Linked DNA regions of Homo sapiens: region 2 is linked to region 1. Evidence: chromatin loops called from intact Hi-C (ENCODE). Cell type or tissue: PC-3. All regions are shown on one strand. Each heading gives the region's core, and the rest is flanking DNA. Links, peaks and the distances in the headings are about the cores only.

What was found. A loop is a pair of places that touch in the nucleus more often than their neighbours do. Peaks named below come from ENCODE experiments on the same cell type or tissue, not always from the same donor. Only the 100,000 strongest peaks of a DNase experiment are listed, where the experiment ranks them.
Region 2: a loop joins it to region 1, with 2.0 times the contacts of the local background. A loop is called at or near these places in 1 of 110 quality-filtered maps.

What each region holds. Positions count from the first base shown.
Region 1 is chr13:94,781,954-94,787,338 of GRCh38, reverse strand. All of the region lies in intron 2 of LOC101927284 (a long non-coding RNA gene), which reads right to left. Among named protein-coding and RNA genes, the nearest start is that of SOX21-AS1, 72 kb to the right of the region's middle. In PC-3, for the core only: no CTCF peak of the experiment used is centred there; no DNase peak of the experiment used is centred there; H3K27ac peaks cover 728 bases.
Region 2 is chr13:94,947,992-94,953,376 of GRCh38, reverse strand. No RefSeq gene overlaps it. Among named protein-coding and RNA genes, the nearest start is that of LINC00557, 9.4 kb to the left of the region's middle. RefSeq lists an enhancer at 4,905-5,385. In PC-3, for the core only: a CTCF peak has its summit at 2,869; no DNase peak of the experiment used is centred there.

The sequences.
Region 1 (5,385 bases), core at 325-5,324:
TGACATTCTTGTAAGCTGAATATTCACAGTGTCCAGAAAATGGACTGAAACAGTTTTAAGACAGGATGGCCCAAAAAGGATAAGTTACAAGCTCTAGCTCTCCCACCCAATTTCAGCTGCAAACTCTGCTATCCATTAGGTTAAATGGCCTGTGACTGCCAGGAGACTATAAACTGATATAGACAATGGTAGTCGGTTAGTTCTATGGAATTCAGAAATTGTGTTAGATGTGATTGCTAAAGAAATCCTGATTATGAGAGTTCCCCATAAAAATTTAGTCCTGTCAAGGAAATGAAACTCTCCTTACTGGCCCAAATTCAACCTACAGATACTCATAACTTTTAATGTACTAAAAATTTGGCACAGAAAAATAATTTTTGATGTTGGCTTAACTTGTGGGAAAACTTGGATTGGGTATTTTTTGTTAGTTTGCATTTGAAATGAATGAGCATACTATCATTTTGAGAATGAAGTCTTAGGAATCTTTAATGGTGAGTTTCATGGTTTCATCAAAACTTTAGCCTAAATGGATCACTTTAGGGACTGCCAGGGAAGGAGCAAGGAGGTGCCTGGGTGATCAGTTTTTTATGGTGCTGCCCCCAAATCTAAAACACAAAACAAAACAAAACCCTAGAAAATCAAAGTAAAAATATAAAATATAAAAACATTTTATTAAAAATATAATATTTTATAAAAACAAAGTAAAAATGGAAGAGGAAGGGAAACAATTGGTGTAATACAAGAGGAAAGTTTTTATTCATCCAACCAACTTTTTTTGAGCATCTACCAAAAACAAGACATTTTGACATTTTTATGTGCAGGTATGTATGCAGAGAAGACTATAAAGGTGATCTCATTTCCTTTTACTAACTTCACTGGTCTGTATTAGTCAGGGTTCTCTAGAGGGACAGAACTATAGGATAGATATATGTAAAAGGGAGTTTATTAAGTAGTATTAACTCATACAATCACAAGGTCCCACAATAGGCCATCTGCAAATGGAAGAGCAAGGAAGCCAGTCTGAGTCCCAAAGCTGAAGAACTTGGAGTCCGATGTTCGAGGGCAGGAAGCATCCAGCATGGGAGAAAGATGTAGCCTGGGAGGCTAAACAAGTCTAGCCTTTACACATTTTTCTGCCTGCTTTATATTCTGGCCATGCTGGTAGCTGATTAGATTGTGCCCACTCAGATTAAGGGTGGGTCTGCCTTTCCTGGCCCACTGGCTCAAATGCTAATCTCCTTTGGCGACACCATCACAGACACACCCAGGATCAATACTTTACATCCTTCAATTCAATCAAGTTGGCACTCAATATTAACCATCACATGGTCTCATTCCATTGTCATTACTTTTGGAAAGCATTTTTTCTTTAGATTAGAGATTTTGCTATAAAATATTAATGCATTAATCTGTTTTCTTAAGACTATCATTTTAAGGCTTTGTGTCAGTTTCTTCTAATGCAGAATATCAGGGGGATATGATCATTTGGACCTGCGTGTACAGCAATGAATTTGGGATATCATCAAGTTAATTGATAGAATTCATTTGACTTATGTACTTAGGCTTTCATGAAACCTCATCTTAAATCATTAATTCTGCTCCGAATAAACAGTACATTTACCTACGTCCTTTGAGTTGGCCCCTACCCCAATCTCTGTACATCTTGAAACACCGTTATCATGTTTGGCTTCTTTATTTAACTGGAAAAGGGGTATTTTATTCATAGTACATACAGGTGTTCTACACATCATGTTGCTTGGTACTTTCATAAAACAGAAGAGAAAACTGAGACTTGTGGATATTGGGTGATCTTATGCAAGGTCATAAGCTAGTTGATGGAGAATTTGAAATAGAAATCAGGACTTTGGGTCATCTATCCTCTGCTCTTTCTGCCCAACTGAATGAAAAATGGCTGACTATCCACCCCTCAACCTGAAAATTAGGCTCTTTTTAGCCAAACTTTGACCACCACCCTCTGTATAAGCTTCAGCAGTGAAGTGTAAGATGAACCAATTAATAAAAAGTAACACAAGCGGACATCAGTCAAAAATCTCCCACACCTAATCTATATTACTTTGATAAATGATATCATCTTTGCCTTCCATTAATCCCTGTACTCAACCCAGAGAGAAAAATCCTCTTGACCCTGAATTTCCAGATGCATTCACCAGAAGACTAGTCTTGGTAAATATGTTGCAACCAACATTTTAAGTTCAGGTTAACATTTTCTTGTTCTTCACTTCTATTTATTTATTTATTTAGACAGAGTCTCACTCTGTCGCCCAGGCTGGAGTGCAGTGGCAGGATCTCGGCTCACTGCAAGCTCCACCTCCCAAGTTCACACCATTCTCCTGCCTCAGCCTCCCAAGTAGCTGGGACTACAGGTGCCTGCCACCATGCCTGGCTAATTGTTTTTTGTATTTTTAGTAGAGACGGGGTTTCACTGTGTTAGCCAGGACGGTCTCCGTTTCCTGACCTCATGATCTGCCCGCCTCGGCCTCCCAAAGTGCTGGGATTACAGGCGTGAGCCACCGCGCCCAGCTCAATTTATTTATTATTTGTTTCCAGCTCTTTCTTCTTTTTCGTTAAATAAACTGTTTCAAACACTAGCAATCTTTTCACTTCCCTGGGCATCAAACCTATGCCTTCTAGTCTATTTCTTTAAAAAGAAATTTAGTAATTATACCTACTTAAGGGTAGTATACTTACTATAGTAGTTATACTTACTTATATATATCATTCTATTCCTTTATAAACTTTTTCTTTTCCACTGACATTTTTGTTTCTTGAGAATCATCATAGCCAGGTGGCTAAAGGCTGCTCATGGGAAGGGATTTTTCTTTTTCATAAAAATTTCAATTTCTGATAATCTAAACAGTTCAGAATATTTTCTCATTCCATAATTAACTGTGACATGAAGAGTCCAGTGGAAGAGTCCACAGGCCAACTTACAAAATGTAGGAAGGTTTATGTATTGGTTTCCAAGGACTTCTGTACCATAAACTGGGCGGCTTAAAACAACAGGAATGTATTAGCTCACAGTTCTGGAAGCTGAAATCAAGGCTCTGGCAGGGCCTTGCTTCCTCCAAAGGTTCTAAGGCAGATTTTTTCTTTGCCTCTTAGCTTCCGGTGGTTTCTGGCAATCTTTGTCATTCCTTGGCTTGCAGCTTTATCACTCCCACCTCTGCCTTCTTCCCTCTGTGTGCATCTGAATCTCCCTCTACTTTCTCTTAAAAAGACACCAGTCGGCTGGGCGCGGTGGCTCACGCCTGTAATCCCAGCACTTTGGGAGGCTGAGGTGGGTGGATCACGAGGTCAGGAGATAGAGACCATCCTGGCTAACATGGTGAAACCCCGTCTCTAATAAAAATACAAAAAATTAGCCGGGCCCGGTGGCAGGCGTCTGTAGTCCCAGCTACGCCTGAGGTAGGAGAATGGCATGAACCCGGGAGGTGGAGCTTGCAGTGAGCAGAGATCGCGCCACTGCACTCTAGCCTGGGCTACAGAGTGAAACTCTGTCTTGAAGAAAAAAAAAAAAAAGACACCAGTCATTGGACTTAGGGCCTACCCTTATGGGTAGCAGACAGTCATCAAGCCTACTTTATAGCTGAGGAAACTGAGGCACATGGAGATTAAGTGACGTCATCTTAACCAACTACATCTGCAAAGATCCTCATTCCAAATAAGATCACATTCTGAGGTTCTGAGTGGACATGAATTTAGGGGTTGTCCCATTCAAATCAGTATGTTTGCTTCTTCCATTCCATCTTACTGTTCTCCCAAGACCTTTCAGATGCACAGAGTCCAATATGACCACTCAAAACCTTCTCAGGAATGCCACCAGTCCATTCTGAAAGTGAAGCAGCACAGACTGCAAAGATGTTACACAAGCAGGACTGAGTCCTACCTCCTCTTGTTCCTGGCTTTGGAACTTTGCACGAGTCACATTATCCCACTGGGCTTCCATGGCTTCATATTCAGATTGGAGTAACATCTGTATCACATGGCTGCCTTAAGAATCTAATGAGATCGTAGACCCAATTGTCTTACATTTGGCAAATGGTGGCTGCTCAGTCATCTTTAACACCCTACATTGATTCTAGAATTGATGAGCAGGTAATGTGCTGGGGCAAGCAGAGAAAAGACCCCTTTCAGGTAGCCCTGAGAGCATACCCCCACTATGCCCAAGAGTAAGGCATGTTCTGGAATGAGAAAGGGTGCACCCCACATGCCTGGGAAAATTTGCTGAGGTTTGTCATTTTTAAAAAAGATAATTAGGAAAAACAAACTGAACTCCCAGAGGATGCTTATTAGATTGCTACGTTGTACTTATCTACAATATATGGTGCCTAACATCTGAGAAGCTGAAAGCTTTTAATGAGCATTAACTCGTTATTCCCTGTGGGATAGGTAGCAGGCAGTCATCAAGCCTACTTTATAGCTGAGGAAATTGAGGGACAGGGAGATCAAGTGACTGATTCAAGGTCAGTACCAAGCTGATTGCTAAAGGGACCAACAGTGGGCCCTGGAGAATTGAAAAGAAGGCCTTGAGTGTAGTTATTTAGCTGTCATCCTTATGTGTTCCCACCCCCATGGATTCAATCCTATAGGCAACCTGCTTCCAGGAACAAGAATAGGGTGCCTTAGAAGAGAAAATGAAAATAAAGAAACTACAATAAACAAATGTGGTATATCCATACAATGGAATATTATTCAATCATAAAAAGGAAAGAAGTACTAACGTGTTATGATGTGAATGAACCTAGAAAACATTATGCTGAATGAGAGAAGCCAGACACAAAAGACCATATATCATATGATTTCATTTATAAGAAACATCTAGAACATGTAAATCCACAGAGACAGAAAGCAGATTTGTGGTTGCCAGGGGCTAGAGTGGCTTAAAGAATGGAGTGTCATTGATTCATGGGAACTCTTTCCTTTTGGGGTGACTAAAGTGTTCTGGAACAACAAAGAGGTGATGCTTAGCGGGGCGTGGTGGCTCATGCCTGTGATCCCAGAACTTTGGGAGGCTGAGGTGGGCGGATCATCTGAGGTCAGGAGTTTGAGACCAGCCTGACCAACATGGTGAAATCCAATCTCTACTAAAAATACAAAAATTAGCCGGCATGGTGACACGCGCCTGTAATCTCAGCTACTAGGGAGGCTGAGACAGGAGATTTGCCTGAACCTGGGTGGTGGAGGTTGCAATAAGCCAAGATCACACCACTGCACTCCAGCCTGGGCGACAAGAGTGAAACTCCGTTTCCCAAAAAATAAAAATAAAAATAAAAGAGAGAGAGAAAGAAGTGCTGTTTGCATAACGTTGTGAATTTACTAAATGCCACACAATTAGGCACTTTAAAATGGTTAATTTTAGGTGAA
Region 2 (5,385 bases), core at 245-5,244, 170 kb before region 1:
TGGTTACTGTAGCCTTGTAATACAGTTTGAAGTTGGGTAATGTGATTTCTCCAGGTTTATTACTTTGGTGAGGACTGCTTTGGCTATTCAGGCTCTTTTTTCTTTTTTTGGTTTCACATGAATTTTAGAATAGTTTTCTTCTAATTTTGTGAAAAAATGATGTTGGTAGTTTGATAGCAATAGTGTTGAATCTGCAGATTGCTTTGAGCAGTATGGTCATTCTAATGATATTAAGTCTTCTAATCCATGAGCATGGGATGTTTTTCCACTTTTTGTATTATCTATTTTTTTCAGTAGTGCTGTCTTTTTTGGTTATGGCCATTCTATCTCTAACAGTCATTTAATACACATTAACTTCATTAATATGTGAGCTGATTGGAGTGGTAAGCACCATGGCCAGGGCCAGAGAGACACAGATGATGGAGTCAGTGCTCAGTCTATTCCATGGCATTTCACAGCTGGAGGCACTGCTGTGATCTCCCTATGGAGGTAAGGAACTGGAAAGACAATGAGATAAAAGACAGGGCAAGAACTATACATTGTATTTGGGTGTGTATAAGATAGATAGTAAATGGAGGTATGGGGTTTCCAAGAGAAAATAATGAAGAAATAGATAAGAAGGGTCAGGGTGACCTCTTGGGGGATCCCATTTTTGGGACCCTTGCTGAGTTCAAAAAGGGGTTATGAGTGAATCATGAGAGTCAGTAGGATGGAAACCCAGGAAAATCAGCATTTCAAGGAAAATGATAAAGTTAACAGTGTGAAACACTGCAAATTAGTTGCAGAAGATAGAGCTTGAAGAAGGCCATTGGATTTAAGTGCTAAGATCAACAATATCCTTAGAAAATTCAGTCTCAGTAATGTGATGAGGAAAAAACATTGTGAGAAGCTACGGGAATTGGAAACAAGGATTATAGATGATGCTTTGGAGAAACTTGTAGAGAAAGGAAGAAGAAAGCATAGTAGAGGAGGCAGCAAGCTTGAGCAAAGGCAGATGTCCCCTTTCCCATGAACCCCTATGGTCACAAGAAAGGGGGGAACTTGACTTTTTTTGCAGATACATTTGTAGATCTAATTTCTAGAACTGTGAAGATAGGGCCTGAGTATCATACCCACCAGATCCATAGTTGGTTGGACAAAAGAATACAGAGGCCAATGTGAGACCCATCCTGAGTAACCAGCATTCCTGCTCTAACCATGTTTCTTCTCTTTCACTTCAACACTTCCCAGTTCTGCAGACTCTAAACAGACTCTAAACCAGGCCCTGGGCCTTGATTTCTCCCTTTTCTTCATCCCACTAAAGTAGACAATGAGAGTCTATTCCACTTCCTCCATATCATCTGCATCCTCTCCCTGTTTGCTCTGACAAATCCTGCCTTCTGGGTTCTCTAACTTTAGGGGAATGAGTCTAATGAGTGCAGACCTCATTAGACTGGTCTCTTTACTGCCAGTCCCCTCCCCACTCTGACTCTGGCCTGTGCCTCTTCCCTCCTGAGCAGAAGGCACCTAGGCTTGTCTGTCAGGCTTATTGCCTCCTTCCCTTCCCATGCACTCCCTCTGCTCACATCCTGCAAAACACCTGCTGTTCGCTGAGCATCTTCTCTCGTGTTCTCTTCCTGATTCACTCTCCTCTCTCAAGATGGAAAATTTTCACTCACCCTTCCAAGCTCAACTCAAAGTATCACCTTCTTTGGAATCATTCTGACCCTCTGCCACTCCCTCCCCAGTTAATGCTGCTTCCACTCAGTTCCTTCATCATAGGGTTTCTCAGCCTCAACCCCACTGACACTTTGGGCAGGCTAATTCTTTGCTGTGGGAGCTCCCCTGTGTGCTGCTGGATACATCACAGCATCCCTGGCCTCGACTCGGAGGATGCCCGTACACTCCCTTCTCCTACAGTTTGACAACCAAAAATGTCTCCAGCCATTGATAAATACTCCCGGTGAGTGGAGCCTCACAATTGCCTCCGCGGGAGAAGCACTGCCTTACAATCAATGTGTTAGCATTCCGGAACTCCTTACACGGTGTGAACATAACCTCTGTCTAGCACTGGGCCTGGCATATAGTGAGTGCACAGAAAATAGAAATTCAAATATGCAGAGAAGTTAAGAATGTGATCTTTAGAATCAGACAGGATTTTCATCTTTTTTCTAACACCAGCTGTGTGAAGCTGGAAAATTATTTGACTTCCCCAAGCCTCAGTGTTTTCATCATAAAACGAAGGTAATAATGCTGTCAGGGTTACGGTGGAGATTAAATGACACCATTATTTGTAAAGGTCTAATGCACACTTTGGGGCAGAGAGAAAATACTAATGAATGATGCTATAAAGAGTATCCTTGGCTGAGCACGGTGGCTCACACCTGTAATCCCAGCACTTTGAGAGGCCGAGGCGGGTGGATCACCTGAGGTCAGGAGTTCGAGACCAGCCTGGCCAACATGGTAAAACCCCATCTCTACTAAAAATACGAAAAAATTAGCCAGGCATGGTGGCGGTCGCCTGTAATCCCAGCTACATGGGAAGCTGAGGAAGGAGAATTGTTTGAACCTGGGAGGCGGAGGTTGCAGTGAGCCGAGATCGCGTCATTGCACTCCAGCCTGGGTGACAAGAGCGGAGTCTTGGCGGGGGAAAAAAAAGAATATTCTCTGCCTGTTTGACTGCCCAGGCCCCATTCTATTCCTTTCCCATTGTTGGGAGGTTCCCAAAGCATGGCACAGAACAATTGCTCAGTACACTTTTTTTGGATGGGGCTAAAGCGATATAGTGAAGATATTTGTGTGCAAAGTTTTCAGGATGTGCGGAGGAGTCAAGCAAACACAAATAGGGCAGGCGAAGTGGACAGGAAGAAAGCTGCCAGTAGATGGCCTCTTCCTGCTTTATCTTTTTCGCTCTGGCGTCCCTTCCATTATCTGATCCCTGTGTTACTTTAAGCGACTTGAGGAGAAAGAAAATACAAATCAGCAGCTGAACTAGTTGCAGAACAACTCGGGTGGTATACTATGCCTTTTATTCAAAGATAAGTGTGTGTATGTTTTACTTGTCCTACTAGGTTATAACCCGCCTGAGGGCTGAAGGTATTATGGCTTGTTTCGTTTAAATCTCTCTTTTCCAGAACCGTAGTTCTTGGCAAAGATGATTGGTAGATGAATAAATGAATGTCTGACATTGATAAATCTACCATTCAGTAGAGCAGTGTTTCTCGGAGCTTTTCCTATTGTGATAAGGTATCAGTGATGACCTGTTATGTTCTCTGTCACAAATCCATTATTTTTACATGGGCAAGATGATTGACTGGAGTTAGAGTGATAATTTGGGGCTTTGAGACAGCAAGATGGGTTCAGCTTTAGCAGAACTAGCTTTTTTTTTCTAGTTAATTTTTTACTAGTATAAAAGAATCCTTTTGTTGATTATCATCATTGCCAGCAAACCAACTTAGATGGCAACTGTTGACACAGAGTACAAATAAGAAAACTGGAATCTATTCTTTCAGGGAATTTTCCTTAAAGTGTAGCGTTTGGACAACCTATCAGAATCACTGACGAGAGGTGCTTTTTAAAAACATGGTTTCCTGGGCCCTCTGTGAGACCCACGGAATTATAATATGTTGGGGAAGGACCTCCCTAAACTTCTTTTCTTTTCTAATGCACACTAAAATTTGAAAACTGCTTTAAAGAAAAGAGCATTTAGTGTATATAGTCAGCTTCTACTGGGAGCTTTATTCAACATGCTTGGTTACAGTAGGCAGTTTCACTGTTCTTACAGAGTATATTTTAAGGTCTTGAGAGACATCATCATAGAGTTAGAAAAAGAGCTCTGGTTTGCAGTGAGAAGACCTGAGAATGGTCTGTCAATGTCTGTGTCTCGGGTCAATCAGAACTTCTTTGGTCTTCAGACCTCTTACCTGCTGTAAGAGCTGTTGGTCTTCCTGAGTGATCCAGATGTTCCCTGATAGCCCAGACTTCAGTGGAACCATCATCTTCAAAATCCTCACTGCTGTTTTATAAACAATAATAGTAGCAAACATTTATATACACTTACTCATTTAGTCCTTCTCAACATTTCTTTAGGGTAGGTTAACCCCATTGTACAGAGAGTACTACTGAGGCACAGGGATGTTAAACAACCAGGAGAGGTTAAACAGCTAAATAAACAACCAAAAAGATTATGTTATATATGAAATAATGATGTCTATATTAAAAAATCAAAATATTTCTATATTCAAAATAGTAGAAAGCACAGTGGACAGGGAGTCAGGAGACCTGGGTCTCACGTGAGTTGCTATCACTAGTTATATGACTATAGCTGGTCACTTAACACCCTGGTTCTTATTTTTCCCTCAGTAAAATGTCATTCCAGAACATTCCAGGGTTCCTTCTAGCTTGTAAAAAATCTCCTTGTGCGATCCTCAGTAGCATTCCTTAATGTATTTTGTGTACTGATTACGCTTTTTTTTTTAACAAAATGCTCAGTATACATCAAAGAATGATTATCATTAAAGATTTGCTTCAAAAGTATTTTCTTTAAATCCCTACGTCATATTCCTATAAATGAGTATCTATTAGACAGAGGTATAAATATTTTAAAGATAAGCATTATATTTCCAAAGATTTATTTAACTTTCCTTTTCTTCATGAACCTGTTGAAAAATGAGGATGTCTTGCCACGGATACCTCGTGTACCCAGAAGGGGCTGCCAGAAATGGCGAAATAGCTTGACTAATCCAGCTGAAGTTAGTTCTTCCTGTCTTAAAACAAGGTGAAAGCTCATACAATTATTCATTTTGCTGTGAAAATTTCATCTGTTTTTATAGAAGAGTCTTCCCAATGGGTCATATAGACTCCTATAAGCAAGCACACCCCAACTGTTTCCTTTTCATAATTATCTAAAGCACAGACGAGCCTTGAAAAGACAATTGTATAGCTTCTTGTGTTGCTTCATGGGCTTTAAGTGCCCACAAAGAGGATTCCTTATGCTTTAATTTCTCTTTATTTTTCTCACCGTAAAGACCCTTGGGGTAAATGCCAGCCCCACAATCCCGCCGTTATATGGTTACTGTCAGCCTGCTCAAATGATGCTTCCTGTTCATTAGGCCTCTTTTCATCTGACTACAATGTCTTGGCGTTGCAGCAATTCTTAGTCAACGCCCATCTCTTCAATAGCCTGTGAATAGTATTAAATGGTGTTTATGCTAGCTATTGTTGCCTTTTGTGTGGTTTGTCTAATTCACAGAGAAAAGTCTGCTTTTGTGGTCGAAGACCAGCTACGTCATGGCACACCATGTGCCTTCTGATGGGACCCAGTCCTGCTGAGTGATAACATTACAGGCCTGAGCTTCTTTGCAACACAATCCCGCATTCTTAACCACAGTCAATACTCTCACAGGC